3 separate regions of the Homo sapiens genome follow, and regions 1 and 3 are each linked to region 2. The links are chromatin loops, found by intact Hi-C in ENCODE. Cell type or tissue: IMR-90. All regions are shown on one strand. Region 1 holds the start of LOC105375169 (a long non-coding RNA gene). Region 2 has its middle 37 kb from the start of AGR3. Region 3 overlaps LOC105375168 (a long non-coding RNA gene).

Region 1 (2,500 bases), 310 kb after region 2:
ATGTGCCCTATAATTGTCTCATGGAATATGAATATTTTCTGGATGTCAGTTCTCAGAAAAAAATTCTGCTCTGGAGTTATTGTCCTAAATCTGAAACGCTATGGGCTTACTGAATTATCCTTATTGGAAAAATACTTTTTTTCTAGATTAAGGGTGTTTTTTTCTCTTTAATTATCTGGACATATGACTGACTTTTCATATGTTTTGTACAGAAAATGGTATATTCTAAAAGATTTTTGTCATTTTGTCTTAAAGCCTGTGTAATCTATAGCCTTAATGATTTCTTCCTTTTTGTGTCACATTGTAGGACGGCAGTGTCCGTGGGCTGATACCTCTGTAGTGTTTCCATGGTGATTTCAGAATTTGTTTTTTCTCCTCTTCATGCCCACTCTAGGGTTCTGATCCCACTGCATTCTCCGTCCTTACCCAAGCCATCACTGGCCAGGTGGGTTTTGTGGATGTGGAATTTTGCACTACCTGTGGAGAAAAGGGAGCAAGTAAAAGATGTTCAGTTTGCAAAATGGTAAGAATGGAGTTCTTTTTATTTCATTGACCTCTGGTTTAGATGCAGCCAAGCTGATGATTGAGTTTTAATATTCTGTAAGAGTGGACATTAGTTTTCTAATAAATTCTAGTAACGAAAATATTCTATTTAATACTTAAAAAGTAGTTTTGGAAAAGAATTAATAGGATCAATATAGTTCTTTACTGTGTCTGTCTTCTGCTAAACTGCCAGTCTTCCTTTGCCTCTTTGCTGATCACCTCATGGAAAGAAAGGATATGAATGAATGAATATGAGAAAATAAGAGAAAGGTTTTCCGTGGGGCACGAGACCAAGGCTGGTGCAGATGTGAAACCTAGAATAGGACAGTTCATAAATATACATTCTTTACTCTTCTGATGTTGACTTTAATGACAGTGTCTTCATCAACATATCCTTGTAAAACTATAGTTTCTGACTGTTACCAGTCTTTAATCCCTATGGACTGTACTGCCCCCTTCTGCCAGAATTATCTTTGTAAAAGGCATATCTGATTGTGTTGTTCTCATATCCAGATACTGGACACATGCATGTGTCCGTACATTCACTTAATCCCATAGGTAGCATCAACTGCCTGTTGACTTTAAGGTTGAAATTCTCCAGCATGTTGTATGAAACCCATTATAATCTGCTGTGACCTACTTCTTCAGCTTCATCTTGTTTAATGACTTACTTCTCTGAACCTGTTTCCTGAATTAAATGAAATTCCAGAATTAAATCAAACTATTTATATTGGTTAATTATTACTGCTTATAAAAACACACTCAAACTCAGTGCTTAAAATGATAATCATTTAGTCTTTCTCTCACAGTTGTGGTTGGCTGTTCTCAGCTGGGGCAGTTGTGCTCCATGTGACTCTCATCCTTCTTGTACTAGCAGGCTAGGCTGAGCATGTTGTCATGGCAATAGCAAAGGTACACATGGGCAGGTAGAAACACAGAAGACCTCTCAAGGACTAGCCTTGAAATTGCCATGTTGTTTCATGCTGTTGGTTGAAACAAATTACATGGCCCAATCTGAAGTCAAGTCTCCTCCCCTTCAGTGCAGAGAACTTTGAAATCATGTGAGAAAGTGTATGAATGCAAGGATGAATGAAGAATTGGGGCCAATAATACAATATATGTATAAGGGCCTACCACAGTGCTTGGCATACAGTAAGTGTTTAATAACATTCATTCCCATCTCCTTTCCACCCCTACTTGCAAAAATATAAGGCCATTTACAAAAACTTCTTGCTGTTCTTGAACATATCATTCACTTCCCTGTTCCTGCATTTTTGTACTAGATATTTTCTCCAGTTAGAATTCTTCTTTCCCATTTTTCTGTCTACCTCGACTCACCACAGCTAGAGTGAGTTGCTGCTTCCTCTATGCCTCCATCACTCTTACATCCTGTACTGTGTTAAGAAATTATGTATTTAGGTGCCTGCCTCTCTCCCTTCTTCCATATCTTTCTTTTTCTTGATGCTAGCTACCTTTGGGACAACTCTATCTTCCTTGTCATTGTACTGTACCAATTCTGGCACATAGCGGGTTCATAATAAGCTATTTGCTAAAGTCTTTGGTAGACTGTTTGTTATATATTCATTATTGTTTTAAAGTAAAGCTACAAACTATAAATCTAAATCAATACAAAGATACTGTGTTAGGCCGTTCTTACGTTGCTATAAAGAAATACTTGAGACTGGGTCATTTATAAAGAAAAGAGGTTTAATGGGCTCACGGTTCTGAAGGTATACAGGAAGCATGGCATGGGCATCTGCTCAGCTTCTGGTGAGGTCTCAGGAAGCCTTCAATTATGGTGGAAGGTGAAGGGGGAGCAGGCATGTCACATGGCAGGAGCTGGAGCAAGAGGAGGTGGGGGAGTTGCCACATACTTTTGAACAACCAGATCTTGTAAGAACTCACTCAGTATTGTGAGGACAGCACCAAGGGAAGGGTGCTAAACTGTTCATGAGAA
Region 2 (2,500 bases):
AAGAACTTGAATAAACATTTCTCCAAAGAAGATCTACAAATGGCCAACAAGCTCATCCAAAGATTATCAAGGTCACTGAGGAAATGCAAATCAAAACTACATGCAGAGACCACTTTAAACCCACGAGGATGGTTATCCTCAAAAGAGCTTTGAGGAAAATGCAGCAAAACTGGAACTCTCATACATTGCTGCTGGGAATGCAAAATAGGGTAGCCACCACAGAAAAGTTTGATGGTTCCTCAGTAAGTTAAACATAGAATTACCACATGACTCAGGAATTTCACTCCTGCATATACACCCCCAAAAATTAAATAACAGGTGTTCAAACAAAAACTTGCACACAAAAGTTTGCAGTGGCACTACTTACAATAGCCAAAAGATGGAGATAACTAAAGCATCTGTAGATGGATGAATAGATAAACAAATTTTAGTATATATGTATATACACACAGTGGAATATTATTTGCCCATAAAAAGGAAGAACTAATACAGGCTACAACATTAATGAACCTAGAAAGTATTATTCTTTGTGAAAGAAGACACAAAAGGCTACATAATGTATGATCCCATTTGTATGGAATATCCATAATAGGCAAATTCATCGAGACATAATGCAGATTCGTGGCTGCCAGGGGTTGAGGGGGAAATGAGGAGTAAATGCTTAACGGGTGCAGGGTTTCTTTTTGGGGTAATGAAAATGTTCTGGAACTAGAGAGTGGTGATGGTTGTACAACATGTTGATGTACTAAATTCTACTGAATTGTACATTTTTTAATGGTTAAAATGGTGAATTTTATACGATGTGAATTTTACCACAATAAAAAAGATGATGGGAAATGTATTTCATGTGAGATCTTCCTTTATTTGCCACATGACTGATAGAGAATTTATTATATAACCATTTCAACTTATGGTTAGATATCCGAAATGCTGCGCTTGCCCCAAGTGGCTTTAGGGCTTGAGTTATCCCTTTGTTAGCAAGGGTACAATCTAGGGTATATAACACACAGATACCTGTATGTGTTCTCAGTGTCACACTCAAAAGTTCTTTCATGTGGGCCTAAAACTTATAGATTGTTTTGTAAAATGGAGTAAAAAGCCAACCAATGTCGTGTCCTGATTAATCTGATTCTGGGCTAAGCGAGAAAAACTATGCAACATTTAGAGTGATGTGAGTCTTTTATTTCAACATTTTAATGTGAGATCAAGATACCTTAAAATAAAGAAACTAATCCCTTGATAATAAGGGTTAGTCACTAAGTGGATTAAGAAGTTAATGATGACATCATTAGGGAATCATTTCTTTAAAGACAGTGACTGATACTTCAAAAGAATGTTACAGGTATTTGTCACCTAGCTCTTCAATAAAATTAAATTTCTCAGTTAAAGAAATGACAGATTGGCCCACCTTTGCTGAAAAAAGTAGAAAAGAACTCATAATTGTATTTCTTGCTTCTCAAAATATTCCAGAAGTGTTTTTATTTTCAACAGCAGGTGGCGCTGCCAACATAACTCTGAAATCTAAAAGCTGCCTGACCATTTTCTTCAAGCCCCTTATTATATAGGAAATACGGAATAATTCACTTTTTGAATCCACTTCATGCTTGAAATACATTTTACTATTCTTGGCATTAGTCGGGTATGTTTAAGGTTCTGAAATCCTAAGAAATTTAATTCAATTAACTCACGGAAACAGCTTTTAAAACATTACCTTCATTATTAACTAACATGGATAGGGTATTTTCTATGGGTAGGCACTTTACTACACCCTCACATCAGCTTTCTCTTTAATCTCGATAAATTTAAAGGGTATTATTTTCATTTTAAAAAGGAGAAAACAGATAAGTTATGTTCTCTGCCCAACTCACACATCTCTGCAAGGAGTAGAACCAGGATCCACTGAGACCTGACTCCCTCCAAGGCCCACATCCTCAGCCATGTCACCCCACATCACACATAGTGCCACAGTGCCCTAGGATTCCCAGCATTTTGGAAAGACATTCAAAGACAGGTTTACTAGATGAATATCAAGGTAGATAACCTGAAACCACTGAACATGCAGGTGGCCCTCATTCAAGCCATTTAGACAGGTAAGTTCATTTAACTCCTAAGCACCAGTTGTATTCAGAATTCAGTCAAAGCTTAAAACAAGTTTGACCTTATTTCTGTATGGGAAAAGTTAAGAGTGAAAGGTGATATTCCATTGAGTCAAACTGTCTAGGACAAAGACTTTGCACAATATTCAGAAAGGCACCCTGCAACACAGAAATCATGCCAACTCCATTTACTGTGTGAAACAAAAGGAAGCTAAACTTCAGCAGCAAAGAAGGGAGAAAGAAATAGGTTATTTGCGTACTTGAAATTTGACCTTTCCATGAACAGATAGTCGTTTGCTGTTATGACACTATTCTGAGTAAACAGTTTGATATATAATGCAAAAGTTGAAGAAAAAGGAAGTACAGCACAGCATTAAGTATTCTAAATCTTTCTGATAGACACA
Region 3 (2,500 bases), 490 kb after region 2:
TCATAGCAGTTCTTCGGCCAATTAATCAGAAGTCAGCCCTCTGATGACTCAAGCCTAGTCAGTCAAACCGGGGTTGTGTTTTACTTCATGCTAAAGAGATGTGAAATCCCAAGAAGGAGCCAGTTATAAGACCCGGGTCAATGAGGTTAAGTTTGGGAAAAAGGTTGCAAGTGGTGGGTACACCCCATGAATAGTAAGACAGTTTTCTAGGCAATGAGACAAATGCAAGATTCGGCCCATTCACAAAGTGAAGCTGCCTGTCCTGGTCAGGACTAGCAGGATTAAGTTCGTAGATGAAAGACACAAGTGAATTCCGGTTCAGCAGAGCTGATAGTGAGATACCCAATTCAGGAGGTAGTGAGGAAAAATAAAAAGACTATAGAAAGGCAAGAGGCCAGGAGAACCAAGACAAGCATAATGAAATTTGATAACTTGCCCAAGACCAGTGTTGGTTAGTTTCATGTATAGTTTTGTTATTGTACTATAGCAGTTAATAACCATATATTTTTATGAAGTTAAGAGAGAATAATTACTAAGGAAGATTTGACAAAGGGGGAAGTTTCTGATTTTCTTTTTAATCACTTGTCAAGATCTTGAATTCTTTCAAGGATAAGTGGTAGGAGAGGTGAAAAGACATAAGAAGTTGGAGTGAGAGAGTCTTTACAAACTTAAAAACAAAACAAACTTTTTATTTTGTGAATAGTTTCAAGCACTCTAATTTTTCTGAAGAGTAAATGTAAATAGTTCTTTATTGATTTAAGTTTATATTCAATGGTAAGTTTAACGTTCAATTATTCATTTATTCTTTCATTTATGTCTTAAGCCAATTAGTGGTAGCAATGGTCACAAAGGAAAGTACTTAATTTCTATTTAACTTATTTCTATTCACGTACAGTAAAGACAACACAGTGTCCTCATTTATTCCTCTTAACTGTCTGCTGCAAGTTACTTCTACATAAAATATTGTCCTTTTGTCACCACTAAGTACTTATTGTCCAAAACAGTACAGTTTATTGCTCTCCTAAGTAGATGATACAGCATCTTCCCAAACTCTGTATATTCTTTTTTTCTTCTTCTTTTTCGTGGGGGAGGAGGGAGGGTCTATCCCAGTGAGTGTCCCATGCTGGAGAGCAATGAAACATTCTTTTTGCAAAAATCAAAAGCTTGTTTATATCCTTACATCCTTTGGACATCACTGAAGAGACTATATTATTATATGAAAAGACTGTTGCAGTCTTCTCTCTCCCTTCTCCATGTTACCCCTTGTGCTTCTACCCTACCATAGTCCCTTTCAATTTGCTTAAGATAAAGATGTGGTGCCCTCATGGGTAAGGCACTATAAGGCAATGATGTCTGAAATTCAGACTATTGGACAGCTCACTTCCTGTATTTACTCTGTGCTTGGCAAGTTGATGGGGGTGGTGGCTGTGGTCACAAGGAACAACGTCCGCATTCTCTTTTTCTTATCCCTCAGATAAAAGATATGACTTTGAATTCCTTTGGACCATTTTCATCTTAAAGCCAAATTTTTTCTTCTTTAAATCTTCTTTTAGCAATGAGTCAAGGTTAAAATGCATATAAACAGCTGTTGTCAATATGTTTCTTGCAGAAATGACAAATCTACCTTTTCTAGCTGTTGCTTTTCTTTAATGATTCCATATGTTCCTCCCTTCCACAGATTATTAAGGCTGGCCACCACCATCTCTAGATTAGTGATTTGTTTCCTAAACAAAACTTTCAAAGATATTATCTCTGTTACATTGTCCCTTGTGCAAGGGGTCATTACCCTCTTTTGGTTTCTGGAGTAATGTGGCATCCTCAGTTGAACTGCATGCATTAGTTCTGTGCTCAGAGCAGTTTCAGGCAACAATTCCTATTCTATTTAAGCTGTGGTCAAGGATACTGCCTTTGATGGTTCTCAGAGGTGACACTGTGTTTAAATGACAGCTTTTACAAGGCAAAATGAATTCTAAGTGCACACACACACACAGAATGACAGGTCTGTAGAAATACCAGGGGATGATCTGGTTTTCTGTTTCTCTTCCATCATTCTGTTCTGGTACTTAAATATTCTTCCCTTGTGTTTCCCTTCTTACAAATTAACAAGAAAATGAAACAGTTTAATGAATTTCTTATGCAATTTTAAAATAAATTTCTTATGCAATTTTTATATGGTATTTTAATATATTACATGCATTTTGCTTTGGGTACTGAAATTAAATGTATTGAACATAAAGTGAGTTGGGGTATAGTTCTTTTAAATTCAGTGTTTATTTCAGTCTGGCTGATAACTACACTGGAATCTATGGAGGTGTATCAAAACTCAGATTCCTGGTTCTACTCTGGAGGCATTTAATCAAAATTTCTGTCAGTAGATGCCAGGAATATATTTTCTAAGATTATTATATAATATATACTATATAAATTATATTGTATAAAATATATAAAAATACTACATAGAAACAATTGTTCCAGGTGCTTCTTATGAAAAGTTAAACTT

What was found. Peaks named below come from ENCODE experiments on the same cell type or tissue, not always from the same donor. Only the 100,000 strongest peaks of a DNase experiment are listed, where the experiment ranks them.
Region 1: a loop joins it to region 2, with 5 times the contacts of the local background. A loop is called at or near these places in 27 of 110 quality-filtered maps.
Region 3: it touches region 2 in a loop (3-fold over the local background); 15 of 110 quality-filtered maps call a loop at or near these places.

Annotation. Positions count from the first base shown.
Region 1 is chr7:16,602,744-16,605,243 of GRCh38, reverse strand. ANKMY2 (ankyrin repeat and MYND domain containing 2) reads left to right here. Exons shown (of 10, transcript NM_020319.3): 8 at 395-523. It overlaps LOC105375169 (a long non-coding RNA gene), which reads right to left and starts at 419. Exons shown (of 5, transcript XR_007060226.1): 1 at 333-419. In IMR-90, a CTCF peak has its summit at 994 (motif pointing left); no DNase peak of the experiment used is centred here.
Region 2 is chr7:16,917,484-16,919,983 of GRCh38, reverse strand. No RefSeq gene overlaps it. Among named protein-coding and RNA genes, the nearest start is that of AGR3, 37 kb to the right of the region's middle. In IMR-90, a CTCF peak has its summit at 1,499 (motif pointing right); a DNase peak (open chromatin) is centred at 1,513.
Region 3 is chr7:16,427,834-16,430,333 of GRCh38, reverse strand. All of the region lies in intron 2 of LOC105375168 (a long non-coding RNA gene), which reads right to left. Among named protein-coding and RNA genes, the nearest start is that of CRPPA, 7.5 kb to the right of the region's middle. In IMR-90, no CTCF peak of the experiment used is centred here; a DNase peak (open chromatin) is centred at 1,423.